Linked DNA regions of Homo sapiens: regions 1 and 3 are each linked to region 2. Evidence: chromatin contacts called from ENCODE Hi-C or POLR2A ChIA-PET data. All regions are on one chromosome and are shown on one strand. The core of a region is the stretch at or near the end of the contact, and the rest is flanking DNA. Distances in the headings are between cores, read along the strand shown.

The links. A loop is a pair of places that touch in the nucleus more often than their neighbours do. ChIA-PET counts read pairs that join two places held with the same protein, here RNA polymerase II (POLR2A). Pooled maps may share reads with other maps.
Region 1: a pooled map shows a loop between it and region 2 (4-fold over the local background). The contact joins two enhancer-like sites. A Hi-C loop is called at or near these places in 2 of 50 pooled maps. POLR2A ChIA-PET finds 5 or more read pairs at or near these places in 4 of 52 experiments (A549, WTC11, activated B cell and 1 more).
Region 3: a loop to region 2 is called in a pooled map, with 5 times the contacts of the local background. The contact joins two enhancer-like sites. A Hi-C loop is called at or near these places in 2 of 50 pooled maps.

What each region holds. Positions count from the first base shown.
Region 1 is chr17:59,000,163-59,002,862 of GRCh38, reverse strand. It overlaps TRIM37 (tripartite motif containing 37), which reads left to right. Exons shown (of 24, transcript NM_015294.6): 23 at 1,149-1,265. Among named protein-coding and RNA genes, the nearest start is that of TRIM37, 110 kb to the left of the region's middle. RefSeq lists enhancers at 1,127-1,176, 1,227-1,466, 411-1,610. Within about 2 kb of position 1,267, at least 22 of the 41 ENCODE cell types and tissues checked have a DNase peak (open chromatin) inside an H3K27ac peak, as active enhancers do.
Region 2 is chr17:58,678,470-58,681,169 of GRCh38, reverse strand. The region is part of intron 1 of TEX14 (testis expressed 14, intercellular bridge forming factor); the gene reads left to right. All of the region lies in intron 1 of IGBP1C (IGBP1 family member C), which reads left to right. It also overlaps the pseudogene RNVU1-34. Among named protein-coding and RNA genes, the nearest start is that of IGBP1C, 12 kb to the left of the region's middle. Within about 2 kb of position 1,250, at least 2 of the 41 ENCODE cell types and tissues checked have a DNase peak (open chromatin) inside an H3K27ac peak, as active enhancers do.
Region 3 is chr17:58,338,841-58,341,540 of GRCh38, reverse strand. The region is part of intron 3 of TSPOAP1-AS1 (TSPOAP1, SUPT4H1 and RNF43 antisense RNA 1); the gene reads right to left. Among named protein-coding and RNA genes, the nearest start is that of MIR4736, 4.2 kb to the right of the region's middle. RefSeq lists enhancers at 1,684-1,733, 2,174-2,283, 2,414-2,473. Within about 2 kb of position 1,265, at least 4 of the 41 ENCODE cell types and tissues checked have a DNase peak (open chromatin) inside an H3K27ac peak, as active enhancers do.

The DNA of each region.
Region 1 (2,700 bases), core at 18-2,517, 320 kb before region 2:
TTTTAGTCTCACTTTTAATTCCCTTTCTGTGGGGGGTTCATTTTTCTATCCCAAGGCAGTGTTTAAAAATCCTCACAGGAAGCTCTCCAGGGCAACTGTGGTCCCTGACCCACTAATGAAAGTTCCTTATCTTTCTTTGTTTCTGACACTGTGGATTTCCTTTCTGCCTTTTAATGTGCTTGTTCATTAAAATAATGTTTTACATTTATATTTTATCTTGCTATTTGTAAGGATTTGTAGCAGAAAGATTTTCAGGTTTTCTTGATTGCTATCTTGCTGAAACAAATACTTTTTATAGAATTATTCTTTTAAAAATCAACTGATGTGGCCAGGCACAGTGACCTGTAATCCCAGCACTGTAAGAGGCTAAAGTGGGAGGATCTCTTCTCAAGCCCAGGATTTCAAGACCAGCCTGGGCAACATATTATAGCAAGACCCTGTCCCTCCAAAAAATTTTTAAATTAGCAGGGCATGGTGTCATGTACCTGTGGACCTATCTACTTGGGAGGCTAAGGCGGAAGTATCCCTTGAGCTTAGGAGTTTGAGGCTGCAGTGAGCTATGATCAGGCCACTGCAGCCCAGCCTAGGGTGACAGAGCGAGACCCTGTCTCTCAAAAAATAAAAATAAATACAAATCAACCGACATACACAAAAAAATTAGATGCCCAATTAGAATACAAACTATTATTAGAATTGCCAGAATTTCTAATATTCATACACCATGTGGATTTGTATAACACATTTATATTTATGTTTTAGGCTAGGGAATATAATTATGTCTATAATGAATCAGGATTAAAAGAGTTCCTGTTATCTCTTGTGACTGAAAAAAAAACAGTGTTTGATTTGGAAAAAAGTATTATCAGTATAATAAAATTAATGCTGGTTTCAAATAATAACTTTCAGGTACTATGGAAAGGGCAATTTTAAACTTTGAGAACAGAAATAAAACCACTCTAAATAGCTAAAGAGAATCGAGGTTTGTGCGGTTACTTTTGTCTTTGTTTTGTTAGTGTTTAGTTTGTTGAATTCTTGGCATTCCATGTAAAATTCAATAGGAATCTCAGTTTAGCAGATACGGAGATTTCTGTTTCCTTTTACTTACAGTGGTTTCTTTTCAGAAACATGTTCTCCTTCCTTCCTGCCAGGAATGAGTAGCGACAGTGACATTGAATGTGACACTGAGAATGAGGAGCAGGAAGAGCATACCAGTGTGGGCGGGTTTCACGACTCCTTCATGGTCATGACACAGCCCCCGGATGAAGGTGCAGCACATGATGTCATTTTACACAGATTACTAAAACCACCGCTGCCGCTTCTCTTTCTTCTTCTTCTGCTGCTGCTACTTCTACTTTTTCCGCTCTACTGCTTTTGCTTCTTCTGCTTCTACTTCTTTTTTTTTTTTTTTAATTATTGTCATTTGTGAGACAACATTCTTTGGTTAACTATTATGGTGAGTACTAAAAAAACACAGCCAGTAATATTTGGCTTGGTTGCACCTAATGAGTGCTACTTACTGGGCAGAGACGGGGTCCACAACCTGCTTTTGTATAGTCTGTGACCTGAGAATGGTTTTTACTTTGTAAAGAGTCTTTAAAAACCAAGCAAAAGAAACAAAGAAGAATTTTCTTTGTGGGTTTTTTTTTTCTTTTTTTTTTTTTTTGCCCCGAGATGGAGTCTTGTTCTGTCACCCAGGATGGAGTGCTGTGGCGTGATCTTGGCTCACTGCAACCTCCGCCTCCTGGGTTCAAGCGATTCTCCTGCCTCAGCCTCCTGAGTAGCTGGGATTACAGGTATACACCACCACGCCTGGCTAATGTTTTTGTATTTTTAGTAGAGATGGAGTTTCACCATGTTGGCCAGGCTGGTCTCGAACTCTTGACCTCGTGATCCACCTGCCTTGGCCTCCCAAAGTCCTGGTATTACAGGCGTGAGCCACCGTGCCCAGCCCAAAGAAGAATTTTCAAGAGAGTCCATTTGTGGCCTACAATGCCTAAATATTTACCCTTCATAGGAAATGATTGCCAATCCCTGGGGAGATTTCAGATGTTTGGGTTTTTTTTCCTTTTCTAGCCTACTGTAAGATAACTTTAACCTTTTAAAATAAAAATAACTTAGAAATACATGCAGATTATGAAATAATTTTTATTCCCTCCTACCCCCAAAAAAGTTATTAGGAAAAAAACAAGAGAAACCTACTATTAATATTTTCCCTTGTTTTCTTCTGTCTTATTTGCATTGCATTTCTTCTTCTTTTTTTTTTAGACAGAGTCTTGCTCTGTCTCCCAAGCTGAAGTGCAGTGGCACAATCTCAGCTCACTGCAACTTCTGCCTCCTGGGTTCAAGCAATTCTCCCACCTCAGCCTCCTGAATAGCTGGGACTACAGGCATGTGCCACCACATCCAGCTAGTTTTTGTAATTTTTAGTAGAGACAGGGTTTCACCATGTTGGCCAGCCTGGTCTCGAACTCCTGACCTCAGGTGATCTGCCCACCTTGGCCTCCCAAAGTACTGGGGTTACAGGTGTGAGCTACCATGCCAGCCCTACCTAAATATTTTATAAATAGTTTTTTATTCTGCTTTTTTCACTTAAATATATTTGTATGTTATTTAAAATTTCATAAACTTCATTTTTTATGGCAACCTAATATTCTATCATGTGGATATACCATAAGTATTCTGCTGTCAAGCAGTTTTCTG
Region 2 (2,700 bases), core at 1-2,500:
CAGCCTCCCGAGTACCCAGGTGCCCACCAGCATGCCCGGCTAATTTATTTTTAGTAGAGAGGGTTTCGCCATGTTGGCCAGGCTGGTCTTGAACTCCTGACCTCAGGTGATCCACCCACCTCAGCCTCCCAAAGTGCTGGGATTACAGGTGTGAGCCACTGCACCTGGCCCAAGATTTTTAAAACAGCATTATTTCTTCCTTTTGTAAAGATGGAAAACCGTGAGCTTGAAGTCAGTGACAAGGAAAAAAAAGTTATAAACTCTGGCTAATTTATTTTGGCAGAAGAGAAGATACCAGAAGAGTCCTTCTGTAAAATAAAAGATGTGGGATATTAGGGTGGTTCTAGTGTGATCTTGGAAAGACAATTGAAGAACACTGTTAACTCTGAAACTCCAATTCTAATTTGTTTTTTTGGTTTTTGTGGGGTTTTTTTGAGACAGAGTCTTGCTCTGTCGCCCAGGCTAGAGTGCAGCGGCGTGATCTCAGCTCATTGCAACCTCCATCTCCTAGGTTCAAGAGGTTCTCCTGCCTCTTGAGTAGCTGGGATTACAGGTGCCTGCCACCATGCCCAGCTGATTTTTGTATTTTTATTAGAGATAGGGTTTTACCATGTTGGCCAGGCTGGTCTCGAATTCCTGACCTCAAGTGATCTGCCCGCATTGGCCTCCCAAAGGGCTGGGATTACAGGCAGGAGTCACAGCGTCCGGCCTGCTTCATTCAAAATTAGAATTAGCGTTTGTGCAATTGATCTTTCAAGTAAGATTGATCATTTGCTGCATGTTTGAAAGACAGCATTTTGTATGTAAGCATGACACTTTGGACTGGTAGGTAACCTATACAGAGATTGGATTTTCAGATATGTAGACTGGATTTTCAGAAATAATTTTACCAAATTTCATGTTTTCAAACTTACTCAGGTTACGTGTATAGCAGCTTGTTTAACTGCGCAAGAAAGCCGTGCGCGCCTGTTTTTGCAGCTGCTGGGGAAGACTGAAACAGGAAAATCCCCTGAGGCCAGAAGTTCGATAACTACTGTACCCCAGCCTGGGCAACAAAGCAAGACTTTGTCTCTGGGGGGAAAAAAAAAGAAAAAAGACACCATAGTGGCATCATTAGTGCCAAACCCTTAAAGGCAGGAGCTAGTTTACGTTATTTACCTTTTAATCTGTAGAGCATTTTTAAGTTTTATTTCAGTCGTGTCACCAAGCATACTAGGAAAGGACATACTGAATGAGATCATCCAAAGGGGTGTGGAGTATGTAGATAAGCGCAGTGACTGCTGGCTATTTGCACCCTAGGCTTATATTTCTTAAGATTTTGAATAGCCAGATATTAAAAATACAGGTGCTGGGTTATTGTAGTTTGGAAAATATCTTTATTCCAGAAATTAGGGGGTCTAAAGAGCACATGAGAAAAATGATCCTATATTTAGAGTGGTTTGAATCTAAGGGTGAACTCTCAGGCAGCGCTGGGGACTCATACTTAACTGGCAAGGGAAATAACATGATCATTAAAGGTGGATTTTTCAGGGTGAGGTTTGTCTCTTGCATTGTGGATGTGCTGACCCCTGTGGTTTTCTACAAATGTGGGAAACTTAATTGCATAATTTGTGGTAGTGGGGACTATGTTGGTTCTCTCCCCTGATCTGGCTTGTTTATAAAAGGCGTACGTTGTATCTTTGCTTCGTAGGTTTTCCTGTGTTATATTGTAACCTCCTGTTTTGGAATAGCGAGAGATTGATGCCTTCTAATGGTCATTTTTTTCTCCACACACGCTTTTGGTCTCACACCCCTCGTGGTTGGTGTTGTCATTGAGTACTACAGTGATTTGCCATTACAATCAGAAGTACGCAGTTGAATACCTTTGGCGGCTCTAAGGGAGTGTTACCTTCACATTTTCCTTGTTTGTAGCCCTTTCCTTTTCAAAGCTAACAATTTAGCATCTTCTGACTTTTCTTCTGTCTTTATATCTTTTTGTGGACCTCCAGAGTCCTTCTGTTTTTTTTCTTTTCTTGGAGACGGCGTTTCGCTCTTGTAGCCCAGGCTGGAGTACAATGGCGCAATCTCAGCTCACAGCAACCTCAGCCTCAAGGGTTCAAGGGATTCTCCTGCCTCAGCCTCTTGAGTAGCTGGGATTACAGGCACACGCCACCACGCCTTGCTAATGTTTGTATTTTTAGTAGAGACGGGGTTTCACCATGTTGGCCAGGCTGGTCTCGCACTCCTAACCTCAGGTGATTTACCTGCCTCGGCCTCCCAAAGTGCTGGGATTACAGGTGTGAGCCACGGCGCCTGGCTCCAGTGTCCTTCTCTTTTATTATTATTATTATTATTATTATTATTATTATTATACTTTAAGTTCTAGGGTACATGTGCACAACGTGCAGGTTTGTTACATATGTATACATGTGCCATGTTGGTTTGCTGCACCCATTAACTCGTCATTTACATTAGGTATGTCTCCTAATGCTATCCCTCCCCGTTTCCCCCATCCTATGACAGACCCTGGTGTATGATGTTCCCCACCCCGTGTTCAAGTGTTCTCATTGTTCAATTCCCACCTATGAGTGAGAACATACGGTGTTTGGTTTTCTGTCCTTGCAAAGTTTGCTCAGAATGATGGTTTCCAGCTTCATCCATGTCCCTACAAAGGACATGAACTCATCCTTTTTTATGGCTGCATAGTGTTCCGTGGTGTAT
Region 3 (2,700 bases), core at 16-2,515, 340 kb after region 2:
GGGTGTGGTGGCTCACGCCTGTAATCCCAGCATTTTGGGAGGCTGAGGCAGGTGGATTGCTTGAGCTCAGAAGTTTGAGATCAGCCTGTGCAAAGGGCGATGCCCTGTCTCTACTAAAAATTTTTTTAAAATTAGCTGGGCGTGGTGGCACACGCCTGTAGTCCCAACTACTTGGGAGGCTGAGGCAGGAGGATCACTTGAGCCCAGGAGGTCACGGGTGCAGTGAGTCCCAGTTGTGCCACTGCACTCTAGCCTGGGCAACAGAGCAAGACCCTGTCTCAAAAAAAAAAAAAAAAAAATCAAATACAATAATTTAGGCAAAAGCAATTTGAGAGTTGTAAACTATGTAAGGAATTGTCATTATCCAAGGTTGCCTATCTCTAGGTAAGTTCTAGATAGGTGTGACAAGAATTTCATCCTTCCAGCATTGTTGGGTAATGGTAATAGGTGTTCCACCACATATATCATACATAAATACATCAAAACTGAATCAAAACAGAAACATTTTCCTTCAAGCACCAGGGCTTTTTTTTTTTTTTTTTTTTTCCAAAGACAGGGTCTTGTTCTGTTTCCCAGGCAGGAGCGCAGTGGCACGATTGTAGCTCACTGAAGCCTCCAGCTCCTGGGCTCAATCAATCCTCTCACTTCAGCTCCTAGAGTATCTAACAATACAGGTGCGCACCACTCCACCCAGCTCATTTTGGGGGTATTTTTGGTATTTTTTGTAGAGACAGGGTTTCAAATTCCTGGCCTCAAGTGTTCCTTCGGCCTCAGCCTCCTAAAAGGCTAGGATTATATGCGTGAGCCACTGTGCCTGGCCAAGGTTTTTTTAAAATTTTAATCTTTATGTTCTCGTTTTTTATAAGATAAAGTTTGGTTTGGGTTTTTTTTTTGTTTTTTTGTTTGTTTTTCTGTGGTTCTTTTTTTTTAGACAGGGTCTCACTATGTTGCCTAGACTGGCCTTGAATTCCTGGGCTCAAGAGATTCTCCCGCTTCAGCCTCACAAGTAGCTGGGACTACAGGCATGTGCCACTACACCTAGCTTAAATTTTTAAAAATGTGTTATATACTTCCTTGCTATTTGGATACAAGATTCTGAATGTGATTTAACCTGATTTGGTTCAAAGTCATTGTTGTAAACCTCCATTTTTGTATCATGTGGTGAAATGGTTCCGGGACTGACTCTTTTTCTACCTCTTGGATTCATAGCAACCTGTCAGCTGTCACTTCTGTTGCTCATGTGTGGCTGTCCCCCTTCCAGTCTTGTCTGACCTAGGAGAACAGACAGCCACACTTGGTAAAAATTGCTATAGGTTGCACCAATAAGGTTTAGACTGGGGAGAAGAGCACATGGCTGCCTGCCTCAGTCTTGGGGTTTCGAGGCCTTCACCAGTGGGAAGGTGAAATGCAGAGTCTACAGAGGAGTGAAGGCAGACCACAGAACATTAGGACTGGGGGAGTCATGACTTAGGCCAGCCCCTCACTTTTTAGAGGAGAGGACTGAGCCCCAGAGACTGGTCAGCTTGACTTCAGGAGCGGGTCGCTGCTACTTTGTATGTCCTACACTGCCTAGCTCAGTACCTCTTGTCTAAAGATGCTGTGTTTCTCTGCCATAAGATCCCAGGAAGCGGGAACTGAGTGCAGAGAACACTCTGCCTTGTGCTGCTGGTACCAGCATGCCAGATCCTCTGAGAAATAGGATGGAAAACATTTCCCCTCTATGCCTTGGCACTCCCCCATTCTCAACCCTCTGCCTTCCGGGTAGAGGGCAGACATTATGTTGTCCCGATAGGGAACTTGAAGTCCAAGGAACTTTCCTTGGGGGTCTATCTATGGCGGATAGAGGCCTGGGCCTCTAAGAGAGAGCTGGCCTAGCCCATTTTGAAAGCCCCTGTGTGCTGCTTCCGGCCTATGCACTCTTCTTCCTGCAAACTGAGCTCTTGTGTTACAGAGTGAGCGTGAGGGAAGGGAAGGAGCAGCTTCAGACAGCAGGGTAGGGGGACCTCAGTTTCTCTCCAAAATGGATCCCTCATCCCCTTTCCAAACCCAGCAACTACCACCCTTTCAACCCCTTCCCCCATCCCGGAAAATACCTGGAAGGAAGTGAGCGCTCTGGGGCCACTAGCAGGAAGTGGGGGGTTAACTGTCACCTCATCCCTGGGGGCTTGAGTAGCAGAAGGCAGAGGGGGAAATGCAAATCCATGCTTGGGAGGGAGAAGAACTCCTGAGAGGAAGCAGGTGGCAGCCAGAGCCCAGACTTCCTCCTGGGCCAGTGGTCCCAGCAGGGGCTGGAGAGGCCTGAGGCAAGGGAGTTATCACAGGCACTGAACAAGACAGCAGTCGGCCCACCCTGTGCAGGCAGCTGCAGCACTTTCTCTGGTCAGCTGAGTAGACTCACTTCCTCTGCCCTGCACCCCAGAGAGGCCGGGAGATGGAGGGCGGGGTCTCAGGAGGAGGGGTGGGGCATGGTCTGGATTCATGGAAGGTGAGGAGATGCAGGAGAAATGAAGGGGGGTATGTCCCTGGGGAATCAGCTGGAGGCAGGCAGGCATCAGTCTCTTCTGCTTTTGCTTAGGGACTAAGATTCAGGAATCCCTCTGGCCTTGGCACCTCCCCCTACCTTGTTCTAGACACCAGGGGCCAAAATTGAGAACCACATGATATCCTTGCAAAGGGATCGTTTATAGCACCTGGAAACAA